2 separate regions of the Homo sapiens genome follow, and region 1 is linked to region 2. A link is an interaction called in ENCODE POLR2A ChIA-PET data of the cell type or tissue named here. Cell type or tissue: PC-3. All regions are shown on one strand. Links, peaks and the distances in the headings refer to the core of each region. The heading gives the core; the rest is flanking DNA. Region 1 overlaps MAP2K6 (mitogen-activated protein kinase kinase 6). Region 2 overlaps LINC01483 (long intergenic non-protein coding RNA 1483).

Region 1 (13,724 bases), core at 7,899-11,898, 250 kb before region 2:
TCATTTCTACTCAAGTAAGTCAGTTTGTCTTATATCTGGGTATATTAAAAACAATACTCTGTCTCTACAAAAAATACACAAATTAGCTGGGTGTGGTGGTGTGCACCTGGGGACCCAGCTACTTGGAAGGCCAAGGTGGGAGGATCGCTTGAGCTTGGAAGGCTGAGGCTGCAGTGAGCCATAATTGTCCCACTGCACTCCAGCCTGGGTGACAGAGCAAGATCCTGCCAAAATAAGATAAAATTAAATAAATAACAAAATGCAATATAAAATAAAATAAAATATGAAACTATCTAGAAACAAAACCCAAATCACTTTACCCTAGAAGTCATTAAAAGATAAATTTTCCTTCCTCAAAGTGTCAGTATTATAGTTCTGGTAGAATGCTATACTTAAGAATATCAGTTGTCTAAAATAGTCATTTTGTTGGTATGGGAATTAAGAAATAGAAGGGAATCGTTAATTCTGAATTTTATGAGCATTCTTACTTATCCTCAGTTTGACTTTTTCAGCATGCAAGCTCTCCTATTTCAGATCCCAGGTCAATAACTTTTTTTCCCTGCCACAAACCACCAATATATTTTCTTTGATATCCCTTAAGTATGAACATTATTTTTCAACTGGGTTGAAAAAGTCATCTTATACTCAAAAAGTAGCACTGATTTTCTTTTAGAGTTTATGACTGGCCTAGAACTTTACGGAAGCAATTTTATTTTTCATACATATATTAATATATGGGTACATACCTCCAGCCATTAGCCATCTAGTGATTTTACTTGTTTGATTACTGAAAGCTTGAGGTTTGATCTGGAGCTTGGTGGAAAGAATGGAAAAGTGATAATGTTAACAGAAGAGTACCTCTTCTACCTCTTCATGAACATTCCCTGTGCACGTAACTCCCCTTTATCAGCTATTCTTTTATTTTTCTCATGAATAAAGCTGTGTTATTGAGACATAACTTCATTAAAGGACCTTTTTTTTTTTCGTGAGCTCCATGTTTTTTATATTTTTATTATGTAGGCTATGGTCCTCCCAGACTTCTCAGAAAGGCCGCTCTATGTGCTAAGTGGGGAAGGGAGACTACGGATTTCAAAAGTGAAATATTTAATCTCAAATTTCAAGATAGATACATCTATGTTTTTATTGCCTACATCTGTCTTTGGTATGCAGAAAAAGAACCCATTATACCCGCAGCCTAGGTAACTGTCAGAGTATTTGTGAACTTGTGTATCCTACCTAAGCATTCGATGTCACAAAGCTACTAGGTATCATACACCTGCCTAGGTATCATACCCGTGCCAAGGAATCAACTTGGCACGATGCCATCACCATGTTGCAAGGTACCATAATTCTGTATCCAGGGAATTGACTTGGTAGCCACTCTTGTCTGGCCCATCAGTATTGATCACTGCTTGTTAGTTGACAGTAAATCACTTAGTTTGTAGGGTGAAGTAGAAAAGCTCTAACAGGCTATCATCACCACACCCAAAGTTAGACCTAGAGTCCAGAGTTCCAGTTTTTGCATTTCTTTTGCAGTAACATCTGACAAATGTTATCTTGAAGGAGAAGGAAGAATTAACCATATGAACGTAAAGGAAAAAAGCAAACCCACAATGGTTTCTTACAAACCCTTCTTTTCTGTATTTATTTTGAGATAGGACTACAGAATGAGATTTTCTTCCTCTTTTTCCTATATATCTCTTTCTTATCGTAGGGGTTTTAAGGAGTTCTTGAGTTGGGTTGTGTTGACCATGTCAGCCTTGTTTTGAGATTCATCATAGAGAAGTCTAATAGAGAAGTCTTGCTTTCTAGTCCTGCAGAAGGGTTAACAAACGAGTTCGCAAAAGATTGGAATCTTAGCCGGTTTACACTTTTCATTATAAACTCTTCCTATAGGTTCACAGAAGGAAGTCACTGGAAGTCAACTGCCGAGTGCCAGATCAGCTGGACTTCCCTTTGGCTTTTTCTCCAGGCCTATTTAAGAAGCTGTGGGCCCAACTGACCAGTCTGATGGCATATTGAAGGGTAGTGGAGGCCCACTCAAGCATCAATATTGTCTGACTCAGGGAAACTAGCATAAAACACAGACAGTCAAATACAGTCTCCTACTTGTGTAGGAAGGACAGTAAAAAGAGGCACTAGATGTTTATTTAGCTTTTGACAAATGTATGCCTTGAAACGCGCAATGTGTTTTTATTCTGTGGATGTACCAAATAGCCCTTCTTGGAAATGATCGGGGGAATTCAAATAGGCAGAAATCCTCTGGTCAGCACAAACTACAAGCTAGCAATTCTCAAGACAGCATGAGCTGTTTTTTAGTGTCAGCTATGGTCAGAAGCGTGTGTTGTGGCATTTGGAAAAGGAATTAGGGCAGTTAGCTAATTGCACGCTTGAAAATGAGAAGCTCTTTGAAAATTCAAAAGTCTGATTCCAGTTCAAAAAGAAATTGGTGTTGCTTTGAACTCCAAAGTTGTTATTGTATACTGAATTTCAAGTACTTCCTACTAAACATGGAAAATTTGCTTTCCCCCCAACCTTATCCTGAGTGTATTGCTATTCTTAGCCCATGTTTTGAAGTGTTCTTGATTTAAAAGATGGAGAGAATGGGTTATATCAGTTCCATTAATTTAATAAACAGCCTTGCTTTGCGGTGTAAGTATTTTCCATCTATATTCTGCAGTAGTGTTTGGGGTAGATTGTGAGCTTTCTAATCAGGGGCCATGAGTCAAGGAATAGCCTATTGACCAGTTAGTCTTGGAGGTTTCAGGAATCCTTAACACTTTATGATGGATCAACTAGGGTACTTTCCCCATATTTTCTTTATACAGAGTTAACAAAAATCTGGAGATTTTTTTTTTCTTTTTTGATACAGTCTCACCCTGTTGCCCAGGCTGGAGTGCAGTGGTGCAATCTCAGCTCACTGCAACCTCCGCCTCCCAGGTTCAAGTGATTCTTGTGCCTCAGCCTCCCTAGTAACTGGGATTACAGGCTCCTGCCACCATGCTCAGCTAATTTTTGTATTTTTAGTAGAGTCGGGGTTTCACCGTATTGGCCAGGCTGGTCTTGAACTCCTGACCTCAAGTGAGCTCAAGTGATCCACCTGTCTCACCCTCACAAAGTGTTGGGATTACAGGCATTAGCCACTGCACCTGGTCGAGAAATCTTTATAAGCTGTTCCAGAAGTGAAAAGATAAGATATCCTGACTCAAAATCAGTATTTTAAAAAAATACAGCATTTAAAAAAAATACAGTATTTTTAAAAATGGAGATGTTTAAGCTCATCTATCTGTTGGAAAGAGACAGTCATTTTATCTTTTCTGCTAAATATAAGGTAAAAAATCAGCACATTTTTACATTTGAGAAACAAGCTTTTCTTCCTGACATTGCCTTGGTTCTGTTGTTGACCAATGAAAGCTAGTAACGGAGTGGGCCTGGGTCCTCAGTGAGAGTGTTCCAGATGCAATGCGGAGTTTAAGGTCTAAATAGAGACAGCCAGAATCAACCATCTGAATATTGAGTGTGGATTTAATGTTGTGCTTGCACTTTTTGTTATTTACTTAGCGTGTTACATTGTTCCAGCGATAGAGAAGCATTTCTGGTTTTTGATTTGCTTTGAACAATAGTGGGAAATTCAGGGCTTCTAGCCTGTTTGTTTTTTTTTTTTTTTTTTACCAGGGTCTGTGTGCAAGTCAGCAACGCTCCTGGGATCACATTGCTTCTTCTGTGTTTCTTTCTAGGTAAACTAGCTCTTGAACTTAGAAAGAAACACTTTTGCTTCCTGGGGTTGAGGGCAGGAGACGGTCGTGGTGAGAATGTGCTTAAAGACAAAGACAAACCAGCTGGAGATGGTCCTTTTAAGTGAAGGGGAGAGGAAGCCGCAACAAGGAGGGACCACCTATTACACAAAGCACAGCGTTTCTTAATCTCTGCACTCATGACATTTTGGGCTAGAGTGTTCTTTGTTGTGCGGGATTGCCCAGTGCATTACAGGATGCTTAGCAACATCCCTGGCCTCTACCTATTAGATGCCAGTAACACCCTGCCACCAGATGTAACAACCAAAAATGCCTCCTGACATTTTCCATATATCCCCTGGGGAGCAAAATGACCTCCAGCTGAGAACCACCCACGTAGACTCTCAGCATCTAGGTACCTACAAAACCATCGGTGGGAGTTACACGGACTCATTCATTTCACTCAGCACACATTCCCATATCAATCAGACTTTGCCGCCTGTTAATTCCTCTTTCTAATGCGCTCTTATTTTTATCCTCAGTTGAGATGAAACTTTCTCTCATAGGTTGTCTGGTCACTGAGGTCACTAGGTCCTAGGTCTGCCCTCAGTTCCAGGTTGAAACTTCTGTCCTCACATCTACCTGTAGCCTGTCTCAGGTTCCCTGGCTTCCACCCACAGCATTGCCTGGAACAAACTGGTAGGCTGATTTTAAGTTGTTTTGGTTCAAAAACTTTCTCTCTCTCTTTTTTTTTTTTTTAATTTTATTTCGTTTTAAACCACAGTTTCTCAAAGTGCCTGAACTACTTCGCTCTCTCATGGTTCTGTACCTTACCCCGTCATGCTTAGCTTCGGAGGGTGAGGCAGAGCTCACGTCACACATGCTAGGTCTCATTTGCTCAAAATGATCCCTTAGCTCAAATCCCAGCAACCTAACAATCAGTTACATTTTGATTCCTCCAACTCCAGGCAAAATTCCTTTCCATTCCAATGCCAGGCAAAGCTCCTTTCCATTCATGTATGATTTTGTGGTCCGTTGGGCACAGGAGTCTGTAGGTTGCCTTGCAAATCATAGTTTTCAAAATCATCTTTTTCTGCATTCTGTAACCTGGGATTCCAACTCCAAGTAAATTGTTTCTTTTCTTTTCTTTCTTTCTTTTTCTTTTTTTTTTTTCATTTTAAGGCCAGAGTTGGATAGAGGATAGGGATGGGCTGAGAATGGGGTGATGGGTTGGTCTCTTCATCTTACAGTTTTATTACTGTTAAATAATAAGTAACAGCATTTATTGCCTCCGGTATCAAATGTTATTAAATGTCTGTGTCAATGGAGAGCAGAATAACCAGAAGTCACCTGACAATAGCGCATGACCATAAAGTATTTCTAACAAGAATAATTGCTGTCACTGAGTGCGCTCTCTCTTTTATCAGCTGTCATAAACAGGTCTTATTACCTTTGTCATAAACAAGTAGTATTACCTTAGAAATGTTATGGGGGGTTGGGCACAGTGGCTCACACCTGTACTCCCAGCTCTTTGGAAGGCTGAGGCAGGTGGATCACTTGAGCCTAAGACTTCGAGACCAGCCTGGGCAACATGGTGAAACCCTGCCTCTACAAGATACAAAAATTAGCCAGGCATGGTGGCACGTGCCTGTAATCCCAACTACTCAGGAGGCTGAGGCAGGAAGATCACCTGAGCCTAGGGAGGTGGAGGCTGCAGTGAGCCGAGATTGTATGCCCCTGCACTCCAGCCTGGGCAACAGAGCCAGCCCCTGTCTCAAGGAAAAGAAAATAAATATTAGGGGTTTATTGCTTCTATCTCAGGCAGATTTGGTTAGGACTATATAAAAGCAAATTATACATTCATGGGAAACAGAAGCAAAAAGAACCAGGTACCTGACAGTGAAGAGATAACAAATGGCAATGTAAGAAACACTTGCCAATTTCTTTGTCTGTGGAAATGGCATTAAAGCTGCTTTGAAGGAAAGTAGATTTTTTGAAATAAAATGGCTATAGATCAGAAAAATTAGTGTGCATATCATCGGTAAAGTATCAAAAGGAAAGTACACACACACACACACACACACACACACACAACTATTTTTCCCATTAAGGCACAACCAGGGTGATTTAAAACATGATACATAAGTGTTACAGAAGAGGAAAGTCAAGATAGGAGGCTGTGTTTTCAATACACTTTTAAAGCTGATTATGTTTAGTGTTCTACAGGTTCTGAAATCCTTGTCTAATGAAAATATATATGGCTTCTAGATTTTAATGATTATTTTTTTTTCTTTAAGCTTAAAGAAGAATTCCAAAGAACGGCCTACATACCCAGAGCTAATGGTGAGTATTGTTAGCAACGTAAACATGACTATACTGATAGCTACAAAAGGCAAAGTCACTAAGACCTAAATTATCATCACATCACCATATTGGAAGAGTTGGTTCATTGATACATCAGTGACAGGAATTGAACTCCAGGAAAGAGAGTTAAAGAGTTCATCCTACATCCTTCTTAAACATAGGTTGGGACCTGTCACTATTCTTAGTAGTTTTTTTCCAGGCTAATAAACCTGTCATGATACAGAGCAAATTATGTGTATACAATTTATATTTTTGAATTTAAAAGATATGAGAAGCCTCATATTACTAAGATAAAATTAAGGAAAGTATGATTTAAGAGATTTCAATACTGAGGAAAACTTAAATGCTCTTTGACTGATCAATTTTTGATCAAATATCTGGGCTAAATTAGATGAACAACTTTTTGGGGGGTAGCTAAGGAGGAAAAAAAATTTTGCTTTTTGTTTTCACTTTGGTGGAAAAAAGTAAGACAAAGCATGATTAGTTTAAATTATACTCCCTCAGCATTCACAGTTTATCACTTGCTGTGTCTATAAAAAGCAAGAGTGAAGAAAGTAATATCTTAGCATTGTTTGTTGTATTAAAATAACGTTTCTTAAATTGTGGTAACTATAGGCCGGGCATGGTGGCTGTTCATGCCTGTAATCCCAGCACTCTGGTAGGCCGAGTTGGGCAGATTGCTTGAGCCCAGGAGTTGGAGACCAACCTGGGCAACATGACGAAACCCCACCTCTACAAAAAGTACAAAAAATTAGCCGGGCATGGTGGCATTTGCCTGTAGCCCCAGCTACTCAGGAAGCCGAGGTGGCAGGATCACTTGAGCCCAGGAAGTTAAGGCTGCAGTGAGCCGTGATTGTGCCACTGAATTCCAGCCTGGGCAACAGAGTGAGACCCTGTCTCAAAGAAAAACAAACAAACAAACAAACAAAACTCTGGTAACTACAATTCTAAGCTAATTACTAATGATTCTAAAAGCTAAATACAAATGGCAAGGACCTAAACTTGGCAATGCTTTGCTTTATCTAAGTATATGTTGAATGTAGGAGAAACACATTTTTGGGGGGGAGAAATATATAAAATTCAGACTATTTGCTAATTTATGTTAATTCCTAGATTTGTTTCAATTATCAAGGTTTTCATTTTAGCAGGGGAAGGAAGAGTTACGTTCATGCACAATTTCAAAAGCAATAAAACACTGACACCCTTTCTTACTGGAACACAGTTATTCATCAGGCATTAAATGCTTGCTCCTCTGCTATCCCAGCCACAAGCCCTGCTGTCTTCAAGACCAACTCAGGGCATGTCTTAGAAGCATGGATTCCTAGTGTCAAATGCTGTGGTGAGGTGGCTTAGATATGAGGAAGCACAGCTTGGAAATGTCGAGTCAGGAAGAGTTACAGAAAGCTGATCAGGAAGATGCGTGATAGTTACAGCCAATCACATAGGTTTTCACTTCTGTTGCCTAAGCTTTGATTGAAGATTGAACCATTTTGCAACTGGATGAATTGGAGATGAGACCATCTCATTGGGCCTCCATTGGGTGCATTAAAAGGCAGCCCCTGGTGCTCAGCACTCTACCATCTTTATTCAACTAAAACTCACAGTTAAAGAAGGAAATATGAGTAATGTTTGAGAAAATCCTAGCATAGTACATGTTTAAGTTGAATATTTTCTTCCCGATTATTTTTTAATAGCCAGTCAAAGGCTTTTTTGGTTCTGTTTACTCTTTTTAAATATGCTTATGCACCCGCTAGGCCATTTTAAAATTAATTTCATATAAAATACAGTAGATATACAGTTATTCTTGTAGGATACTATGGAGCCTGTAATCCTATTTTATTTATTTATTTATATTTTAATTTTTATTTTTTAGAGATGGAGTCTCATTATGTTGCCCAGGCTGGTCTCGAAGTCGTGGGCTCAAACAATCCCCCGGCCTGGGCCCCCCAAGTAGCTGGGACTACAAGTGTGCACCTGTACTCCTATTCTAAAGTTGCCATGTTTTGTAACTAAGTTCAGATAAGAAGAACATTTTCTATATATTTCTGGCTACTTTTTCTTCTTCCAAATGGTTTCGGATCAGAAATTTCACTGAAACACACTTGAGAAAAGAATGCTTAATATACATGGGCAGCTGATGTCAAATTCTACATTTGTAATATGTTCTAACCCTGTGATATTTTATGGCCTACATATATATCAATGTTATAAAATCATGTCAGTCCCCCTTTTCTTCTTACAGCATTAGTCTTTGTGGTACTGGAAATGGACTTGCCTTTTAAGACTATAACTGTTCCCTGCTTTCCTGTGGAACTGAGGTTTTCAAACGGAAAATCTGAGTCCAAACTCCCTGACTTTAGCATTGGGAAAACACTTGCTGAGAGGCAATTGTTTAGATTTTAGGAGTTGGTGAGGAAGTATGAAGGAAAAAAATAATCCTTTTTCCAGGTGAAGGACAGTTTAATTAAGGCCTTAACCTAGACATGTCCCTCTTATAGAAATCCCAAATGTTTCTCTCCCTAACACGGATTGAAGGGTGTGTATTCTTTAAGATCATGTCATTTGCTTCTTCTCTCAAATGTCACTGGGGAGTATGACTCAGTAGAATTTGTTCTTCTAAAGTAGGTAGCAGCCAACGATTTCTGTAAAGGACTAAATAGTAAGTATTTTAGTCTTTGTAGGCTATACAGTTGCTGTTTACAATGGCTTAATTCAGTGTTGCAATGTGAAAGCAGCCATATCCGATGTGTTAAAAAAAAAATGGGGTGTGTGTGGCTGTGTTCCAATAAAACTTTATTTAAAAAAACAAGCAGTGGGCTAAATTTGGCCTCTGGGTCATAGGTAGCTGATCCCTGTCCTAGATGATAATCACCAGAAAAGATAACCAGTTCATTCAAGTGATTGCCCAGTGAAATAATGTTCTCCAATTATCTTAGGAAGTTCTAGATTGAACTGTATGTTAAACAAAGATGCCTGACCCATTCAAAACCATAGTCTTAAGGGATGAGGTGCTGTGCATGGGACAGGGAGACCTGCTGGTGACTGTAGCTTGTCTGTCTATTCCTCGTAGTATGTTCACGGATCTCCATGTTTTCTTCAGGCACATCAGTGAGACTAAATGGTGTAAAGTCCTCCCTTCTTGTCTCCCTGGCTCCTCTTTTGGGAAACCCAGCCTGGTATTATAGTCTGAGTATTATTCATAGTCCCTCATTTGTCAATTTCCTGGTTGCTGCCCTTGCTAATCTTAATCCATTGCTTATAGGAGGGACTGGGTTCCCTCTTAACCTTTTACAGCCTCAAAACCCACACAAGAAGGCAAGTCACACTTTCCATTTGTCATGCCTACCCGTTTTCCCCTCCCCCTGCCCTTCTGGCTCTCATAGCATTTTCTCAACCTGGGAATAAATGGAAAGATGCCTAGCGATTTTCTTTTTTTTTGATTAAAGACTTCAAGTCAGGTTATTTAATTCATTTGCAGACTCAGGCAACATCTACTGAGCTAATAGCCACTAGCAGAACAAAAGGCAAGGTGGGGCTGGCAGGTGTTGGAAGCAGTCACCAAGATAATCTGAGGTTTGGCATGTCCTGTTTTGATAGTAAAAAGCTTTTAAGTACATTAAAAGATTTCCAAATGTCCAGAGGATGTGGGAAAGCTAATAAGCATGATGGTAGAGTCCTTGGTAAGTGTGCTGTGTATGTGGTGACTAATCAGAAGTATGGCTGCTATTTAGTTTTTGAGGGAGCTCAGGAGGAAGGACCTGGCACTCAGAGCTTCAGTTGATTTCATGAGTGTAAGGATCGGAGCCAGCACTCAACCTGTGTCCTCAGATGGGCAAAGGGAGAAAATCTCTTTTCCATTTTCTGAGTCATGATACTTAATCGCGACCAGCTATCTTCTTTGGGGTTTTTATTTCTTTGTTCCTTTCCCATTTGCATTGTTTCCTAGAGTTTCCATGAGCAGGAACTCAGTTTTCCACGGAGCTGACTCATCCAACCCTCTGCTGTCAGGTTTAAAACAAATATAATTAGAAAACCTACAGCTGGGCAACATAAAGGTTGTAAACTAAACTCCCTAAAGTCAGGGGAAACAGAGTGAGTCACTTATGTGTCTGGATGTAAAAATGCTTACATTTAGCTACTCAACTGGTCATTGAAAATAGACTACCAGGCAATCAAGGGAGTGAGCATGGGAGGTGAGACACGTGGGACTAAGTTCTACCTGTAAGAATTATCCATTTGGGGTAGGTTTGGTTGGTTCTATTTCCACTATAAGAACTGTGGCTCATGACCTGATATATCTTTCTAAGTAGAGGTGGCAGGTTCCACTGTGAGAGCTGGGCACTTATTGTAACAAAATTGAGCAATCTGGGGAGAATTGTTCTAGTGCAGAGAAAATGGCTTCCTGCTCAGGATTGTTTTGAAATGCATGGCCTCTTGAATCACATACCATGCTTGTTCCCCTAGCAAAGCATAAGACTTGTTATGTTTTTAGAGTTTACTTGTTCTGAGCTGTGAGGATAGAGACTCTTCTTTTCCCTTTTCAATCTTTAATCTCCGAGTTCAGTTTTCTCTGCACATAACTAGAGTTTGGCAGTCTACATTATTTTTCAGATGGATCAACTCTTCATCAGGAGAGACATAAATAAAGCTCGTGGCTTGGCAAATGGCTTTAACTGTTTTAGTCTAAACCAATTCTCCAACGTCAAGGGCGAGGGCTACCTTCCTTGCACGTTTACTGTTCAACAAAATTGGCTTCTCATTCCATCATCTTTTTCCTGAGAAATAAAAGTGCATACTGCTGGCCGGGCATGGTGGCACACGCCTGCAATCCCAGCACTTTGGGAGGCCGAGGCTGGCAGATCACGAGGTCAGGAGATCAAGACCATCCTGGGTAACACAGTGAAACCCTGTCTCTACTAAAAATATAAAAAATTAGCCAGGCATGGTGGCATGCACCTGTAATCCCAGCTACTCGGGAGGCTGAGGCAGGAGAATCACTTGAACCCGGGAGGCAGAGTTTGCAGTGAGCCAAGATCGCACCACTGCACTCCAGCCTGGGCAACAGAGCGAGACTCCATCTCAAAAAGAAAAAAGTACATACACCTATGAATTGTCTTATTATCTTACTACTATATTAGCCTAAAATGACCTTGTGGGGCCCAGGGCTATTTGTAAATCAGAGTTTGGGTTGTTTTTTGTCAATCTTTGTATTTTGCTGTAGATGAGACTTACGTAGCATAATTACACTTTTTTTTAAAATTTAATATAGTGGAAACCTAGAGATATCAAGATGGAAAGAGTGACAACTAAGAGATATCTTTAAAATGTTTGCATCACTAGATGTGTGCTTGATTTTGGAAAGGGTAGGAAAAGCCCAGCCTAGCTCTGATAGGGATACTTAATCCCTGTACCAAGCAGATCTATTCATTTGCTAATCTCATATATTGATTGTCAGTAAGACATTAATACCATGTTTTTTCTTTTTCTTTTCCAGCAACATCCATTTTTCACCCTACATGAATCCAAAGGAACAGATGTGGCATCTTTTGTAAAACTGATTCTTGGAGACTAAAAAGCAGTGGACTTAATCGGTTGACCCTACTGTGGATTGGTGGGTTTCGGGGTGAAGCAAGTTCACTACAGCATCAATAGAAAGTCATCTTTGAGATAATTTAACCCTGCCTCTCAGAGGGTTTTCTCTCCCAATTTTCTTTTTACTCCCCCTCTTAAGGGGGCCTTGGAATCTATAGTATAGAATGAACTGTCTAGATGGATGAATTATGATAAAGGCTTAGGACTTCAAAAGGTGATTAAATATTTAATGATGTGTCATATGAGTCCTCAAGCTTCTCAGACTTCTCTTATTCTTTACAAAATGAATGCATTGGCCCTGACAAAAAGGTGCTACGGTAGTGATGAAATTATAAGTAGATTTGTAGTTTGTCCCATTTATTATTTTAATATTTATGTTTAAGTGCTTGGTTGAAAAGATTCCATTTTATACAAGAAGGGAGATTCAAAAAAAAAATATAAGGTTGGGTTAGCAATATTTATAGGGCTTTTATTTTTTAAGTTCAATTGTGTCTGTGGTCCAGAAGAAATTATTTAATATGCATCTTTGAGAATATTATAAAAATATCAAAAAGGAGCTCTTCTTGTGAAATGTCTGTTCCAGCTGTTGTGACTGCTGCCATTTTTGCAAACATCTGCCCAATCCTGGGTGATCACCACATCTTTTAGGGGAAGTGACAAGATGCTCTGGTCATACTCTTTTTCCCAACTTTGGAAAACATAAAAATCACTCATATAACAGCTCAAAGAGTAAAACATTTGGTTCTTCTGACACTTGTGGTATAGTATTAGTGGAAAGTGATTTGTAATATGATTTTATATCCACCTACCTATTCATCTACCTGTGTGTATGTGTGTGTTTGTGTGTCTATTTGGCAATTCACAAGTCCTGCCAAGTGGTTTCTATGAGCATCTCTGTTTGGTAAGGAGGACAATTGTCAGTTTTGAGGGGGACATGTGTTAAATCACAGAAAAAAATGGTGCCTTCTTCTGCGTTTGTCCCTCCTGCCATGTGTAAGTTGTAAGGATTGCCTTTGTAGTTAATGTACTCTTTGGCTTTGTTTGTTTGTTTTCTTCTTCAGTGAAGCAGCCTTACTATTCATAGAAGGGCTAGAATAGGAGAAAATGAAAGGTAGTGAGTAATTCTTTGATAAGATGAGGAAATAATGGGAAAGGTTGAATTAATTCCTGGGCATGGACTACCAGATGACCACAAGTTGCGTTGAGGCCGCATCTTTCTTCAGCAGCGTGCAATAGCTGGCTCCTCTATAGGAGATGAGCTTCATTGGGAGTTCCTAGCAAGTTGACTAAACAGCAAAAGTTCTTTCTCGTGGGTAAATATACCCACAGGTTCTATGATTTGTAGCTCTAGGTTTCTTGATGATCAAGGAGTGAAGTAATTGACAGGGAAAATATAGACCTATGATAAATAACCAGGAAGCATTGCTTTTGGACAAGGAAGGACAGAGGGTTTTGATTTTAAAAAGAAGAAAAAAAAACCTTATTTTTTCTTTCTTGGCCTCAAGTTCAATATGGAGAGGATTGCTTCCCTGAATCCTCTCTTCCTTCCCCTTTTAGATTTTGAAGTGCAATCATATGTTTTTCTCTGTTTGCATTTTTTCCTCCTTGTTCTTGACAAGGAGGAGTTGCTCCTGCCCAGAATGAGCGTGACACTTCCGAACACTTCTTCATATTCAGTTCCAAGATATATCTGCTTGATTAAACATGAGCTTCCTCTGCTCTGAAGCTACCTCTGTCCTCATTTTATTCTAGCCAGAAAAGGAGTATCACCCTAGTGATTATGGCTGTTCACTTTCCCATCTATCTTCCTAAATCTGGAAGTTCTTCTCTTGGAGATCAAGAGAAAAATTACAATTGTATTCCTTACTTTATTCACCCACCTATGAAAACAGGAAGCAATAGGAAAAAAAATCCGGTTACTCCATTTTAGCTTTTGGTGAACGATGTAGAGCAAATTGTCTCTCTGGTCTAGGTCCGATTACTCTTACCTGTTTTTCCACTTTGAGACATTCTAAACAGAATGTGTAACTTCTC
Region 2 (17,630 bases), core at 5,426-9,425:
AATCTTCTAATCGATCTTCCAGCTTCAGCTCTGGTCCATTTTCTAAATGGCAATCAAAGGGGTCCTAATAAAAAGCTAGGTCATTTCTGTGTAGAATGTTACTGAGATTGCATTGAATCCATAGATCACTGGGTAGTACATATATTTTAACAATGTTAATTCTTCCAGGCCAAGAACACAGATTGTCTTCCATTTATTTATATCCTCTTCAGTTTCTTTCATTAAGGTTTTACAGTTTTCATTGCAGGTTATTTTTCACATCTTTGGTTAAATTTATTTCTAGGTATCTTTTTTTGGTAGCCATCGTAAATGGAATTGCTTTCTGTTTCTTTTTCAGAGAGTTTGCTATTGGGATATAGAAATGCTACTGATTTTTGCATGTTGATTTTGTATCCTCCAACTTTACTGAATTTGTTTATTAGTTCTAACAGTTTCATAGTAGCAATTTTAGAGTTTTCTATCTGTAAGAAAATGTAGTCTGCAAACAGGAATAATTTAACTTATTCCTTTCCAACTTAGATGTCTTTTATTTCTTTCTCTTTCTCTGACTAGACCTTCCAGTACTATGTTAATAAAAGTGGTGAAAGTGGGCATCCTTGTCTTATTCCAGATCTTAGAAAAAAGCTTTCTATTTTTCCCAGTGAAGTATGATGTTCGCTGTGGGTTTGTCACATATGACCTTTATTATGCTGAGGTATATTCCTTCTATTCTGAGTTTGTTGAGAGTTTTTTTGTTTTGTTATCATGAAGGGATGTTGACATTTATCAAATGCTTTTTCTATGTCTATTGAAATGGTTGTATGAGTTTTGTCCTTGATTCTGTTAATATGATAAATCACATTTATTGATTTGTGTGTTGAACCATCCTTGCAACCATGGGATGAGTCTCACTTGCCATAGTGAATGATCTTTTACTGTGCTGTCGAATTTGTTTTGCTGGTATTTTGTCAAGGATTTTCGCACCTATATTCATCAGAGATATTGGCTTGTAGTTTTCTTTTCTGTTTTTGAGTGTGTGTGTGTGTGTGTGTGTGTGTTCTTGCTTGATTTTTGAATTCTAAAATCACCTATACCCACAAAAGACCCTGAATGACCACAGCAATTTTGAGCCAAAAGAACAAAGCTGGTGGCATCACACTACCTGACTTCAAAATATACTACAAAGGTACAGAAATAGAAACAGCATGGTACCGACATAAAAACAGATACATAGACCAATGGAACAGAATAGAGAACACAGAAATAAATCCATACACTAATAGCCAACTGGTTTTTGGCAAAGGTGCCAAGAATGTACACTGGGGAAATAATTAGCCTCCTCAATAAACAGTGCTGGAAAAACTAGATATCTATATGCAGACTGAAGCTATGTCTTACTACATACAAAAATCAACTCAAAATGGATAAAGCCTTCAATATAAAACCTGAACTGATAAAACTAGTAGAAGAAAACATAGGAGAAATGTTTCAAGACATTGGGTTGAGTAAAGATATTTCAGATAAGACTTTAAAAGCACAAACAATGAAAACAAAAATAGACAATGGATTCCATCAAACTAAAAAGCTTTCTGCACAACAAAAAATGATGACAATAATCAACAAAGTGAAGAGACAATGTACAGAATGGCAGAAAATATTTGCAAACTATGCATCTGACAAAGGGTTGATATCCAGAATATGGAAGGAACTCAACTAACTCCATAACAGAAAAAAGCAAATAATCCTGTTTAAAATTGGGCAAAAGTCCTGAGGAGATATTTTTACTAACAACCAACAGGTATATGAAAAAAATACTGAACATGACCAATCATCAGGAAAATACAAATTAAAACCACATTGAGATATCACCTTATCCCAATTAAAATGGCTATTACCAAAATGACAAAGAATAACAAATGCTGGGAGAGATGTGGGGAAAGGGGAGCACTTATACACTAGGGGTTGGAACGAAAATTAGGAAAGCTGTTATGGAAAAGAGTATGGAGGTTCCTTAAAAAAATTAGAAATAGAACTACCAAATGATCCAGCAATCTCACTACTGAGTATATATCCAAAGGAAATAAAATCAGTGTGTGAAAGAGATAACTTCACTCCAATGTTTATTCCAGCACTATTCTCAATAGTTGAAATTTGGAATCAAACTAAGTGTCCATCAATGGATGAATGGATAAAAAAATGTGGTATATATATGCAGTGGAATACTATTCAGGCTCTTATTTTTATTTTGTATTCTTTTTATAAATGTGTTTGTTTGCTTGTCACAGGATCTCACTCTGTAGCCTAGGCTGGAGTGCAGTGTATTTTGTAGAGTTGGGGTTTCACCATGTTGCTCAGGCTGGTCTTGAACTCCTGGGCTGAAGTGATCCACCCTCCTCAGCCCCGTGAAGTGCTGGGATTATTAGGCGTGAGCCACCACACTGGGCCAGAAAATGCAAGCCGTTAGAAAGAATAAAATCCTGTTATTTGTGGCAGCATGGGTGAACCTAGAGGACATTATGTGAAGTGAAATCAGCCAGGCACAGGAAGACAAATACCAGCTGATCTCACTATACATGGACGCAAAAGAAATTGATCTCATAGAAGTAGAGAGTAGAACAGCGGTTACCAGAGGATGGGGAAGGGAGAGAGGAGGGGCTGATAGGGACAGATTAGTTAAGGGGTACAAAGTTACAATTAGAAGAAGTTCTGATGTTCCATTGCACAGTAGGGAGACTATGGTTAACAATATTGTGTTTCATATTTCACAATAGCTAGAAGAGGGGGTTTTGAGTGTTTTCACCACAACGAAATAATAAATGTATGGGGTGATGAATATGCTAAATACTCTCATTTGATCATTATGCAATGTATACATTTATTGAAACATTACATTGTACCAGGTAAGTATGTACAATTATTATGTGTCAATTAAAAAAATAAATTAAGAGGCTGGGCACGGTGGCTGACATCTGTAATCCCAGCACTTTGGGAGGTCAAGGCTGGATCACCTGAGGTCAGGAGTTTGAGACCCAGCCTGAGAAACACCACAAAATCTCATCTCTACAAAAATATGAAAATTAGCTGGGTATGGTGGTGCACTCCCGTAATCCCAGCTGCTCGGGAGGCAGAGGCACAAGAATCACTTGAACCCAGGAGGTGGGGGTTGCAATGAACCAAGATCACACCATTGCACCCAAGCCTGGGCAATAAAGCAAGACTCTGTCTCAAAATAAATAAATAAATTAATTAATTAAGAAAATGTTAGATTAGATCACTTCTCTGCATTATGGTTTCTTATTTCACTAAGAATAAAAATCAAATGCTCCTTAGAGTAACCTCCAAAGCCAACTCCCAATATCTCAAACCTATTTTCTTGTTATTCTCTTTCTTGCATACTCTAATCCAGGTGTCCCCAAATTCTTCCACAAATTCCACCTCAGGGCCTTAGAAGTTTCTGCTTCCTCTACTTAGAATGAAATTCTTTAGATATCTGCCTGACTTGCACCTGTACTTCCTTCCAGATTGGGCTTAACTCTCACCTCATCGGAGATGCCTCTCTAAGTAACATAGGATTGCTTCACCTGGTCTCCATCCTATGCATAATTTACTTTTCTTCATAGAATCTAAGTAGCTGGCGAGGCCAGGCGCGGTGGCTTACGCCTGTAATCCCAGCACTTTGGGAGGCTGAGGCGGGTGAATCACCTGAGGTCGGGAGTTCGAGACCAGCCTGACCAACATGGAGAAACCCCGTCTCTACTAAAAATACAAAATTAGCCGGGCATAGTGGCAGGTGCCTGTAATCCCAGCTACTCAGAAGGCTGAGGCAGGAAAATCACTTGAACCTGGGAAGTGGAGGTTGCGGTGAGCCAAGATCATGCCATTGCACTCCAGCCTGGGTGACAAAAACGACACTCTGTCTAAAAAAGAAAAATCTAAGTAGCTGGCATATTATTCTCTTTGATATTGATATTGTTGTTATCTTCTGTCTCCCCTAATAGAATGTAAGCTCCATAATGGCAGGAACTATGTTTTTAATTGTATTGCCAGCATATAGAATAGTTCTTTAATTCTAGTTAGCTCTCGGTAGGTTTTTCAAATTATTAAATGACAAAGACGATGAATGAATGAATGAGAGATGTGAAATAGGTTCAAGCTCATTGGTTCATTAAATGTAAGTAATTTAGAGATCACAGTAGATAGGAGAGAAGCAATAGGTGACAGAAAGTCATGGCATATTTCTGGTTGGATTCTCTTTTTGTGATCAAACAAAACAGAGTTGTCAGAGAAATACTATATATGAGAACTTGCTTACTTCCTGATATGGTTTTGCTGTGTCCCCACCCAAATCTCATCTTGAATTATAACTTCCACAATTCCCACCTGTTGTGGGAGGAACCTGGTGGGAGGTGATTGAATTATGGGGGAGGGTATTTCCTGTGCTGTTTTCGTGATAGTGAATGAGTCTCACGAGATCTGATGGTTTTAAAAACGAGAGTTTCCCTGTACATGCTCCCACTTTGCCAGCCACCATCTATGTAAGACTTGGCTTGCTCCTCCTTGCCTTCCACCATGATTGTGAGGCCTCTCCAGCCATGTGGAACTGTAAGTCCATTAAACCTCTTTTTCTTCCCAGTCTCGGGTATGTCTTTACTAGCAGTGTGAAAACGGACTAATACACTTCCCCAAAGAAGAAACTTCCATGTTGGAAAAGTTTCAGCTGAGGTTTAGAGTTTGGAGGTTTCAAAATGTGAAGTTCCGCTGGTTCTGAGTATCCTCCCTTAACTGGTCTTACCGGATGAGAACACTAAGGGCATAATACATGTCTATTTAGTCTGCTCCACTGAACTACCTCTATTCAACTAACTTGAAGGACACTGTGTTAGTTTGCTGGAGCTGCCATAACAAATACCACAGACTGAGAAGTTTTAACAACAGACATTTGTTTTCTCACAATTCTGGAGGCTAGAAGTCTGAGATCAAGGTGTCAGCCTGGTTGATTTTTTTCCTGAGGCCTCTCTTTCAGGCTTGTAAATAGTCAACTTCGTCTGTCTTCACAGAAGACATGATCCTTTCTCTGTATGTTTATGTCTTTATCTCCTGTTTCCATGAGTACACAAGTCATCTTGGATTAGAGTCACATTCTGAAGTACAAAGGGTTAGGACTTCAATATGGAAATTTAGGGAGAACACAATTAAACCAATACAGACACTTTACCTTGCAACTGTGTAAAGATGAAAGAGTCTTCTTGAAAAGATTTGAACTCACATTATGGGAGGAATTGTACGCAAACTTACATATGGTTACAACTATATGTCTATTTAGACTCATTCACATACACCCATATATAGGTATATATAGTAATACCTAATATCTGAGAAGAATTAGCACATTTTTTGTAATAAGGTGCCAGTATCAAATTTCTTTATTATTTACAAACTCGCAGACTTACTCGTCTTTCTTTTTTCCCTATCCTGTTTCTCTGTTTGTATTTTAATATAATATTATTGTTCACATCAAATTAGTTAGTTGAGATGCAAATGTTAATTTCTGTTAACAGAGTTATGTGAATGTTGTTCTAAAAATGATGACAGGTACATTGAATTTTAAAATCTGAGGTTTAACTACATAGCATTTCTGCAATTTACCCTTTTTTCAATGCTAGAAAACAAATAAAGCTCTTAATGAGGACTGTGTAAAGATGGTACAATGGTTCTCAGAGTGTGTTCCGTGGAGCCTTGGGCAAGGAAGAAGAAGCAAAAAGTATATTTTTTTCCAAGTCCTTGCAGGAGGTTTGTGAGGCTGAAACTATTTTTCTAACACTGAGACAATATTTTCTCTTATTCTGTTGACATTTTTACTGGTGTTGCAAAAGCAATGGAGAGTTAAGCTACTGATGCTGAAACCTCAATACCAATAATATACAATTTAAAAAGGAGGGAGGGAGGGAGGGAGGAAGGGAGGAAGGAAAAAAGAAAGCAATCGGTTTTACTAACAAATGTCCTTGATAAAGCTGTAATAATTATTGACTTTATTACATCTCAAAGTTTGATTACCTTTGCCCCCAATAGTCTGTGTGATGAAATGGGAAATTCACATTAAGCACCTCTGCTGCATTCCAAAGCATGATGATTGTCTCAAGAAGAAGTATGTGCATGATAGTTTGGGCTGTGAGCTGGAATAGACACTTTTTTGTTCACAGAACACAATTTTTACTTGAAAGAACAGCTGAGAGATAAACTGTGGATATTCAGATTTGAGTATTTAAGTGACATTTTCTTGAAAAGGATCAAGTGAGTCTTTCACTTCAAGGGAAACAATTAACAATATCTGATGCTAATGTTAAAAATTCAGATTTTCAACCAAAATTAGAATTTCTAAAAACCATGCCTGTTACTACAAGTTTGACACTTTCCTGGTATTTAAAGACTTAGCTGATACAATCAGAGATATTAATGATTGTGAATATCATTGTTAATCGTTGTTACTATTAATCATTGTTAATATCATTGTTAATATTAATCATTGTTAATATTTGTTAAACATTATTAATATCCTTGTTAATATTTGTTAATCATTGTTAATATCACTTCTGATCTTATCAGCTAAGTCTTTAAATACTGGGAAAGTGTCAAGCTTGAATTTTTGATATTGAATTATAAAATATGTTAATACTTGAAGAATCTGTATAACTCAATGAATCAACATTTTCTAAATGACCAATATATGATGTTACAAACTTGTGGACAACTAAAAGATCGATTCAAAGTGCAGGATAGATCAACGGATTTTAATATAACTGAGAGTGAAAGGTCATTAATATTGTTTTAGATTCCATATTGCAACTAACCCTTAGGAAATTATCACTTGGGTTTTGATGAGGTATCAAAGTAAGTATCACAATTATCTGAGAAAGTTAATTTTTTCAACTACATAGCTGTGTGTGGATGGATTTTCTTTATATACGTCAACCAAAACAATATATCATAGCAGTTGGAATGCCCAAGCTGGTATGAGAATCTGGCTTTCTCTGTTCTGCCAGACATTAAAGGAATTTTCAAAATTATAAAGCAATGCCACTCTTCTCACTAAATTATTTTTGAATAATAGTTATTTTTCATAAAATGTTATTTATATTAGCATGTAATTGGTTTCTTATTGTTATTGGAAGATGAGTAAGTAAACAAATATATTTTGTAATTCTCAGTGTTAATTTTTTAATGTAGCAGATACCGAAAATCTTAACCCACGCAAACAAAATCTCTTTGGGACTCCTAATGATCTTTCAAGGTATAAAAAACCCCTTGGCGGCAAACACTGAGTTGGTCATTTTGGCATCCCTCTCTCATCCGTACCTCAGACTTTGGTATCAGTCTTATTGTCTGTTTGCAGAGTGCGCTCAGACTGTCTGTCTACTAAAAACAAATTTAATGGTTTGCTGGTGTCCTCGTTCAACTATCTTAGTTAATCACTTACGCTATTTTTATTATTTCTGGTTTTATATTTATTACCTCATTGGTCCAACACATTTATTTACCATTGTTCAACTATCCACTGTGCATTATGCTAAGTGCTGAGAATATAAATAAAAAAGGCAGGTATTGTCAATAAGATCTTTATTTCTGATGGGGGAGATGGATACTAACCTAACAGTCAATGTATGTGTGATTTGTGCCACTAGAAATGGCACAGGATGCTAGGGACCCAGAGGAGGGGAATCCACACCAGATCATGGGCGTAAGAGAAAGCTTTCCAAAAGCAGCAGTGCCAGTGAAGAGTCTTTAAGGGCATTTAGCAGTTGCTAATGGCTGCTCATTCATACATCTGCCCTTTGAGGCTGGCTGTCAACTGAGAACTTAGCTGGGTTTGTTGCCTGGGACAGCTTTATGTGGCCTCTCCATGTGTGGCCTGGGCTTCTTCACAACAGGGTGGCTGAGTCCTAACAGTAAGTATCCTGAGAGAGAGAGAGAGAGTCAAGCAGAAGCTGTATCTGTTTATGACTTCGCCTTAGGTGTTTTGCATCATTACTTCACCAAATTCTGTTCTTTGAAGCTGTCACAAAGGCTCTTTGGCTCCAAGGGTAGGGAAAATACAGCTTTACTGCTTTCTGGTGGGTTGGCAAGATTCTGGCCTGGAAGAATTGCTGTGGACATTTTCTGAAAATACAGTCTGCTCTCTGGCCACACAATTCAAACCTTTTCACTGGTAAGATAAACTCCTATCCTCTTCAAGGCTCCCCTTATCTCATTCTGTTATGGCATTATGCTCAAATTCATGGTCCAGGATCCCACAATCCAAATCAGGTCCAAGTGCATTAGATCCAAGTCCATGAGGCTCCTTGCAGTTCACTGACTACAAATCCTCTAATACAGTTTTTGTCAATGTGAGAGCCTGTGAACAATGAAGACAAATTATCTGCTCACCACACACTCAACATACAATGATGGAATGTGGGCTAGGCATAGGATAACTGCTATAGTCACTCCAGTTCAAAAAGGAAGAAACTGGAAGACACTTTCATCCCTAGTCCATAGTGATTCTGAAATCCATCTGGACACAGTTATGGCTTTCTAGGTTAGGGTTTAGTCCTCTATCCTAGAAATGATTCTCCATGGCTCTTGGCTCTGACCTCTGAGTACTCTTTCCTTTTTTTTTTTTGTTTGTTTGAGATGGAGTTTTGCTCTTATTGCCCAGGCTGGAGTGCAATGGTGCGGTCTTGGCTCACTGTAGCCTCTGCCTGCCGGGTTCGAGCGATTCTCCTGCCTCAGCCTCCCGAGTAGCTGGGATTTCAGGCAGCCGCCACCATGCCCAGCTAATTTTCTGTATTAATTTTGGTAGAGACGGGGTGTTGCCACGTTGGCCAAGCTAATCTCTAACTCCTGACCTCAAGTGATCTGCCAGCCTCGGCCTCCCAAAGTGCTGGGAATACAGGCGTGAGCCACCACACCCGGTCATCTTTCCTTTTCAATGAGCATTGCCCTGTGTTTGCAATTGAGTGGTAGTATTTTCAGCCTGTTTCCTGTCGATAGAATTCAGAGGCCCAAACCCTCTTTTAATTTTGTAATGTCTCTGGCCCTTTTAGTCCAAAATACGCTGAGGCAAAAAGAAAAGCACAAACTGGTGTGGGTGGAATGAAGGGTGAACGGTAGAAGATGATGATATGGAAGAAAGAGGCTGTGGCAAGTTCATGTGCCGAACCAGAGATCCTGAAATGTATCCAATGAGTGCAATGCAGAAATGTCCATTTCTGCTACTTACTCTCTTTTGCTAAACTTTCCTAAAAGTATTCTTACTGCTTTAAAATATCTGTTGCTGAAGTTGGGAGAAGGATGTTTATTGTCTACAGTAGTTTTGAAATTCATCTTAGTTGAATTTTGACTGCAAGATGCTCTCACATGTGTGCTCTCTTAGTATTCCCAAATTGTTTTGTGGTCACAAAAGATTTTCCAGTTAACTGCTTTATGCCCGTTACATGCATATTTCACTTCAGAGATTGATGCTTAATTTTAAAAGGAAGCCCTCTTTAGAAAAAGACATAAATAGTATTTTCAAATAAGATAATCTCTATTTTATTATATGAGTGCTTTTGAATACTAATTGTGAAGTACTGCTGGAAGAGAACTGCAATTCTGGAAGCCTAGTACAGCTTCAACTAATACCCTACATCTTCTGAAGGAGTACACGTTTTGTTACTAGGCTATTTAATAAAAGAAATAAGGTAAGTACGACTTCAGGTTCCTGAAAAATACATACAGCATTTTTTTTGAACACTCAATTTTCATAGAGGTATAGCTTTCAGCCGGCAAATATTTATGACCATGTTATTGTGGGTATTTTTTAAAACAACTTGATTCAGGAAAAGTCAGCTTTTCAAAACACCTTTTTTGCCTAAAATGTCTTAGACTACAGTTTATTCACATTCATAAGATGTCATTACCTTTAAGAGTCCTGCTGCTAATAGCTATCCAACGTTTTTAGTCAAAATGTGAGTAAAAGAGAAAGCTGAAAACTTCCAAATATTTTTATTCCTCAAATTAATCGTTCCATAAAAGGGCTCTAGGATATGAATAATGCATTACAATGCTGCTGCAGATAACTTCACATATGGTACACAATGATGTGAATAGAGAAGAGATAAAATAGGAGATGAAAGAACTGCATTAGAGACAAATGAGTGAACTGACACAAGCATTTTCATTCCATTTGATTTGCACAATGTTTTTATTGAGTATTTGCTCATTTGCTGAGCTCTGTAATGGAAAGATAACTGAGTAGGATTTGGTCCTTGCCCTTTGGGAGCTAATGAACATTTGTGAGGATGTGGGGTGGGCTTTATTATTCCATGTAATTGATGCAATAATCATGTATACCATGAAATGACAACCTAAGAGATAATTCCTAGTAAGGACTCAGGAAGTCTGCAGAGAAGATACAGTATTTGAGCTTGATGGCAAATAAGGTGTCCAATTTGGGAGGTCATCCTCTAAAAATGAAACAGGTAATAAGAAAAGGCAGGAGGATAGGAAATATGGGGTGTCTTCTGGAAATGCTGAATAGCTTATCTAGTGAAAATTGGAGAAATAGTGAGGAGAGTATTAGAGGTAGATTGGAACTAGATCCTACAAGATCTTGAAAGCCAAAGAAACAAACAAAAATTATCAGACGGTGCAGTGGTGCACACCTGTAATCCCAGCACTTTGGGAAGCTAAGGCAGGCAGATCACCTGAGGTCAGAAGTTCGAGACCAGCCTGACCAGCATGAAGAAACCCCATCTCTACTAAAAATACAAAGTTAGCCAGGCATGGTGGCACATGCCTGTAATCCCAGCTACTCGGGAGGCTGAGGCAGGAGAATCTCTTGAACCCGGGAGGCGGAGGTTGCGGTGAGCAGAGATGCACCATTGCACTCCAGCCTGGGCAACAAGAGTGAAACTCCATCTCAAAAAAAAAAATTATCTTTTTTTTCTGTATGATCTGGGGTGTTACTGAAGATTTTGGGGAAGCTATGTTGCATGACTAGATTGAGATTTTAAGAATACACATGATGCCTCAGTGAGTGATGATTTGGAATTGACAACGTAGAGTTAAGTTTTCTACAATCAGAGATATGTAACAATTATTTGAAAATACAACTATAGTCAAAATAGAAAAAAATAAGTAAATTCTATTCTTGGGCATGTCTTTCTAAACAATCTGAAAGAAAGAAAATAAATACGTGGCCAAGTGCTGTGGCTCATGCCTGTAATCCCAGCACTTTGGGAGGCCAAGGCGGATCACTTGAGGTCAGGAGTTTGACTCAGCCTGGCCAACATGGTGAAACCCTGCCTTTACTAAAAATATAAAAATTAGCTGGGCTTGGTGGCACATGCCTGTCATCCCAGCTACTTGGGAGGCTGAGGGAGGAGAATTGCTTGAACCTGGGAGGCGGAGGTTGCGGTGAGCCGAGATCGCGCCACTGAACTCCAGCCTGGGAGACAGAGCAAGACTCTGTCGAAAAAGAAAAAGAAAGAAAAAATAAATATGAAAATATGATTATATTTAACTATGTATTCATAGGTATTCATAGGAAATTTCTATATAACAAAAAATTTCCTTCAAGCACACATATAACAAAAAAAAAATTAAAGGGCCACTGTCCACAATATTTAAGGCTAATAAGATAAACAGAGGATTCCTACTTTTACTATCAGCATAGGAGGCAGCGTAGTGTATTGTTAAAAGGATGGCTTTTGATGCCAAGCGAGACCTTGGATCTCTTAAGTGCTCTGTGCCTCAGTTTTCTTATCTATAAAATGGGGATGATACGTGCTCATGGCACTGTTGTGAGATTTGAAGTGAGTAAATGTATGTAAAGTCTTACATTATTATTGCTGTTTTATTAACAATGACTGTTGCATATATTGGGTGTCTGTGGATAAGTGATATGGATATGGATCTGTGTCTTCATGAAATCTTATGTGAAACTGTAGTCCTCAATGTTGGAAATGCGGCCTGAGGGGAAGTGGTTGGATCATGGGGGTGGATTTTTCATGAATGGTTTCGCACCATCCCCCCAGTGCCATTCTCATGATAGTGAGTGAGTTCTCATAAGATCTGGTTGTTTAAAAGCATGCAGCACCTCCCGCCTCATTCTCTCTTGCTCCTTCTCCTTCCATGTAAGACGTATCTGCTCCCCCTTTGCCTTCCACCACGATTGTAAGTTTCATGAGGCCTCCTCAGAAGTGGAACAGGTGCCAGTGTCTTGCTTCCTGTACAGCCTGCAGAAACGTGTATCAATTAAACTTCTTTTCTTTGTAAATTACCCAGTCTCAAGTATTTCTTTATAGCAGTGCAAGAATTGACTAATACAATAAGACAACTAGTTATTTAGTTCATAAGTCTGTCAATCGAGAAGAACCATATCTAGAATCTTGATATTGTGCATCACTGTACATTACCTTGTGATCTTGTGGACCACGATTATTTTTGTTTTATTGGAAATACTAGTAAGTAATTAAGGTCAAGATGTTCACTGAAATTGCAAAGTGGAAAATAATAAGCCTAATCAATTCACATGAAGAAAAATGCAAGTGGTTATTAAACATATTATAAAATACTCAATTTTACTATTAATCACAGAGGTAAAAATAAAAATAGCATTGAGTTACCATATCATAAAAAGTGATGCTTATATTTAGCTAGAATTGAAGAGGCTAAAACTTGGTTTAGCTTTAAGTCCCAATCCTGGTGGTGATGTAAATATACAGCCTGTCCAGAAAGTAATTTGAAAATGCCTATTGAAAGTGTTCAGAGCCCTAAAATCTTTATAATATTGAATATTACATAACTGTAAAAACTTATCAGGACAAAACTCATTTAATATTACTAAGAGATAAGACTCAACTTGGGAAACATAGTATGTACAATAAGATTCAATTATTGTAAAGAATAATATTATGTGCCCAGGAAAAACACAGAAAGATTTATAGTGGTTATTGTGGGTTGAAAGGTTGTGTTTGTTTCTTTCCTTTTCTCTGCGTAACTATCTATTGGTTCCTCCTATTGAGTATTTTACATAAGCAATGTAAACTTTTTGAAGGCTTTTGCTATGGTTTAGACCATGAAGGTGAGGGCTAAATAGTCAATATTTTAGACTTTATGTGTCACATAGTCCCTGTTACAACTACTCGACTTTGACTTTGTAATGTGAAAGCAGCCACAAATAGTCCAATATCTTTGTTTCAAAGAGAGGCAGTGGACTAAAGTTTGGCCTACAGGCCAGAGACTGCCAATTCTTGGAATTGACAAGAGATAATGGGGACTTGATTGTGAAAATGACACTTAGAATAAAAAGCTAAGAATAGATACCAGAGACATCACCAGGGTGGAATTTACAGGTCTTGAGGAAGGTCTGTTGACCATGATGGAGTTGACCATGACTTTTAAGTTTCAATTTTAGATATCAGCACTGATGGATATTGAGTGATGCATATCAACCAATATAGAGAACTCAAAAGAGAGCAATCCAATTTGTGGAGAACATGACAGATTCAATTTGTGATGAGCTGAATTTTCAGGAAGGCATTTGTCAACATGGGCCTGAAGTTCAGGAATGAAGTGAGAAATGAAGCTGGGGATTAAGATGTATAGTGCATCAATGATGACTTGATAATCAAAGTCATAGGAGCTGATGAGATTTTGGAATTGAAAAAAAAATCAGTGATACACACAGATGGAAACCTATATTCCATCTCTGATTATGCCCTAAAACATGTTGGATAATTTGGATCCTTCACCACAGTCTACCTATCTTCTTCCCCCTGCTAAGGGAGTGGGAAAGATAGCTTTGAGGACAGAGACAGTGTCCCCAAAAGTTCATGGCCAGCTTCTTCCTGAACTCCATCAGCAGAGAATGCAAAAGGACTCTCTAGGAAGTTGGAACGCTAACTTGTTACTCCAGCAAAGCAAATAGCTACATCCAGATCAGACATAAAAGTTGCCTAGTTTTAGGATTTTGTCCTAGGAAGCCAACTGCAATGGTCGGAGTGCTTGTGTTCCCCCCAAATTAGTATGTTAAAATCCTAACCCCCAAGGTGATGGTATTAGAAAGTGGGAACTTTGGGAGGTGATTAGGTCATGAGGGTGGAGACTTTATAAATGAGATTAGTGCCCTTATAAAATAGACCCCAGAGAGCCCTTTTATGCCTTTCACCATGTAAGGACACAGCAACAAGTCACTCTCTGTGAGCCAGAATGTCACAGCCCTCACCAGCCACTAAATCTACCAGCCTACAGAACTGTGGGAAATCAATATCTGTTTTTTACAAGCCACGTAGTTTTTGGTATTTTGTTATAGGAGCTGAAATGGACTAATACACCAGCCAACTTCTGAATGATAGGAGCAGACAGAGACTATTTTAATTTGAAAAAAATTGCTATAATATATTTTTCCCAGTTAAAAAGTTAATTAAAGGCAGTGGTTTTTTGTTTTGTTTTGTTTTCTTCCATAAAAAATATATAGGGTTTAGGTATCCTATTGAGCCTCAGGAAATTGAATAGAAATGGATATTCTATTTGGCAGTACAGAGGTTAAAAAAAAGAAAAGAAAAACCTGCATGGAATTTAGGCATCTTTTTTTTTTTTTTTTTTTTGTAGCTGCCTTTTCAATAACAATTAAGTGATTAATATGATCATTATTATTCAGAGGTGTAGTCATATAAGCAAATATTTTGATGCTGAGCTTAAATGTTTCCATAGAAAAATTATCCTGATATTTTGGCCTCTGTATGAAAAAAAAAAAAAAAAAAAGAAGGAAATGGGAAAGAGATCTAGGGCAAATTTTTAATAATATGGATTTTTCCCCCTTTCACATAGTGTGAAAGTTACAGTGGTTGCCAGCAGCACTAAAACAGTCAGACCACTTTCAGAAATTCAGTCACCTCTTAAACACTTAGAGGCTGCATTGAGTGAAAACCCGTTTTCAGAAGAGTTTCCAAGGAAGTAGAAAGTTTCCACACCCTACATCTTGTACTAAAAGAAATGGAAACAGGGGTCTGTCTGCCAAGAAGTCTGAATTGTTGTGTCACAGACTGTTGAACATTATAATCAGTAATAAAAATGGGAACATGCTTGATGCTACATTAAAATACACTTTGAAAAGCTTAGCCTAATAATATTTTTTTGATTTATTTTATTATTATTGTTTTGCAATGCTTACAGTGTTTCCACATTTCAAATAACAATAAGAAAAGCAAGACAGGAAAAATAAACTTTAAATAGAGATCTTTAGAAGAAGTATATTGAAAAACTTCTTTTTTTTTCTCAAAAATTACTTGGAAAAATCCTAGGATTGTCAATCTGATGAGCCAAAGGCTAGTAGTAGAAATTTTAGTCTTTGTTTTTCTAATTGTGAACACAATAGATGCTCATATAAAAATTGAAATGATTCAAAAAAGTATAGGAACAAAGTAAAAATCAGTCCCAGATTTCTCAAAGATAATCACTGTTAATGTTTCCAGACATAATTCTGGACATCTGTCCGTACATACATTGTATTAATGCATAGTTCAATATAATGTTGTGTAGACATAATTTTATATAAATGGGTGCACACTTTGGGCTTTGGTTACATAGCTTTTTTCATTCAACAATATCTAGTTAACATTTTCCCGAGTCAATAAATATAAATCTATTCAATTCTTATTCTTTTATTCATTATTCTGTGACATAGGTAATATACAAGTCATGGAGTTGATCTGTTGGTCATTTAGATTGTTTCTAATTCTTTGCTACTTTTGAATAGTACTATCATAGACATCCTTGTATGTGTAGTTCAATTATCTTATTAGGATAAATTTCTTGAGGCAGAATTCGTTCTTTCATTTATTTGTTCATTGAATCAATAAACATTTATACAGAAAGATAGGTATTAGCTTAAGCACAGGGGATTTACAGGGGTAGAAAGAAAAAACCTTCTCCTTGTGGAGCTTACATTTTTCGAAGCAAGGAACATCATAAATAAGCAAACAAACAATCAACAGATTATAAGTGTTATGGCAACAATAACATAAGGTGATTATTTTAAAAGTAATTGGTAGCTCACTTTAGAGGGAGTGGACAGAAAAACTTCAATAAGGAGGGACTATTTGAGCTGAGACCCAAATGTGAAAATATGTACTCATGTATAAAAATGGAAGGCAGAGCACTACAAGTAGAGAGAAAAACAAGTGCAAAGACCTTGAAATAGGAAAGATCTTGGCCTGTTCGAGGGACAGGAAGAAAGCCAGTATGTCTGGCTTCCTGTATGTCAGGACGTGGGGAGAGCGGCAGGGGATTAAGGTTGAGATGCATGTCAAGGCCGGGTCATGTGAAGCACTGTATGTATTGTAAAGTGTTAGGGCTAACATCCTACCGCATTGGGAAGCCAACAGAGAGTTTTATATTGAGATCGTGAGTTTAAACGGATTGTCCCAGCTGCTATGTGTGTTTGGGGGAGGTTTGGGGTCAAGAGAGAGGACAGGGAAATGAATCAGAGTATATTTCAGTAATCCGAGGGGGAGTTGGACCAAGGAGTTTTGTGAAGTGGGGTTATGGATTAGGAATACTTTTCTTAACCTGTAATATGCTTACATCATACTAAACTTGAAGGGCCTCTTAGACACATGTATGGATATGCATCAGGCAGCTGGATATCTGAATTCGGAACTTAGGGAAATGATAAACACTTAGAGAAATGAGTTATCAGCAGAAGGGTAGTATTAAAGGCTTGGAACTGGAGACAAAACTTACAAAGAAAGTATAGAAAGAGAAAAGTAGGGGGCTTAGGACTAGTCCCTGGGGCACTCAAAGGTTTAAAGACTGAGCAGAAGGGGGTGGTGGCCATCAGAGGAGGCTAAGCAGGAGTAGTCAGTGAGGTAGGAGGAAAACCAGGAGCATGAGTATCGCAGAAGCGAGAAGAGGTGGTGTTTTAGTAACTAAGACCAGCAAACTGTGTAAATTCCTACTGTGGTCTGAGTAAAATGAATACAGCAAAGTGTCTCCTGGATTTGGCAACACAGACATCACTGGTGACCCTAAGAAAGGCAGTTTAAGTAGAGTGGTGGAGATGGAGTCTTGGTCAAAGAGGGTTAAGGAGAGATTAGGTTACAAGGAAGTCCACAATGGCCAATTCTTTCAGAAATTTTACTTTTATGGGGAGAAAAAATGTGGCAGTGCATAAAGGGCAAGACACTTTGAAAAATAAAATATTCTTTTTTTTTTTTTTTAAGAGACAAAATCTCGCTCTGCTGCCCAGACTGGAGTGCAATGGCACAATCTGAGCTCACTGCCACCTCTGCCTCCCATGTTCAAGTGATTCTCCTGCCTCAGCCTCCCAGGCAGCTGTGATTACAGGCACCCACCACCACACCTGGATAATTTTTGTATTTTTGTAGAGATGAGGTTTTACCATGTTGGCCAGGCTGGTCTTGAACTCCTGACCTCGTAATCCGCCCACTTTGGCCTCCTGAAGGGCTAGAATTACAGGTGTGAGCCACTGCTCCTGGCCGAAAAATAAAATATTCTAAACTTGCTGATACTCTGATGGAAGTGACCCTGTAGGGAGAAAGAAATTGATAATGAAAGAGAGGTCAGTTAAAACCAAGGAGCCTCACTGGTGATTAGGTAAAAGGAGCTGG

What was found. ChIA-PET counts read pairs that join two places held together with the same protein. Peaks named below come from ENCODE experiments on the same cell type or tissue, not always from the same donor. Only the 100,000 strongest peaks of a DNase experiment are listed, where the experiment ranks them.
Region 1: POLR2A ChIA-PET joins it to region 2 with 5 read pairs; 2 of 35 experiments call an interaction of 5 or more read pairs at or near these places.

Annotation. Positions count from the first base shown.
Region 1 is chr17:69,530,084-69,543,807 of GRCh38, forward strand. It overlaps MAP2K6 (mitogen-activated protein kinase kinase 6), which reads left to right. Exons shown (of 12, transcript NM_002758.4): 11 at 6,032-6,077; 12 at 11,593-13,724. The coding sequence ends at 11,670. Among named protein-coding and RNA genes, the nearest start is that of MAP2K6-AS1, 51 kb to the left of the region's middle. In PC-3, for the core only: no CTCF peak of the experiment used is centred there; DNase peaks (open chromatin) are centred at 9,478, 9,858 and 9,988; H3K4me3 peaks cover 1,484 bases; H3K27ac peaks cover 2,557 bases.
Region 2 is chr17:69,781,307-69,798,936 of GRCh38, forward strand. All of the region lies in intron 3 of LINC01483 (long intergenic non-protein coding RNA 1483), which reads left to right. Among named protein-coding and RNA genes, the nearest start is that of LINC01497, 170 kb to the right of the region's middle. In PC-3, for the core only: no CTCF peak of the experiment used is centred there; no DNase peak of the experiment used is centred there.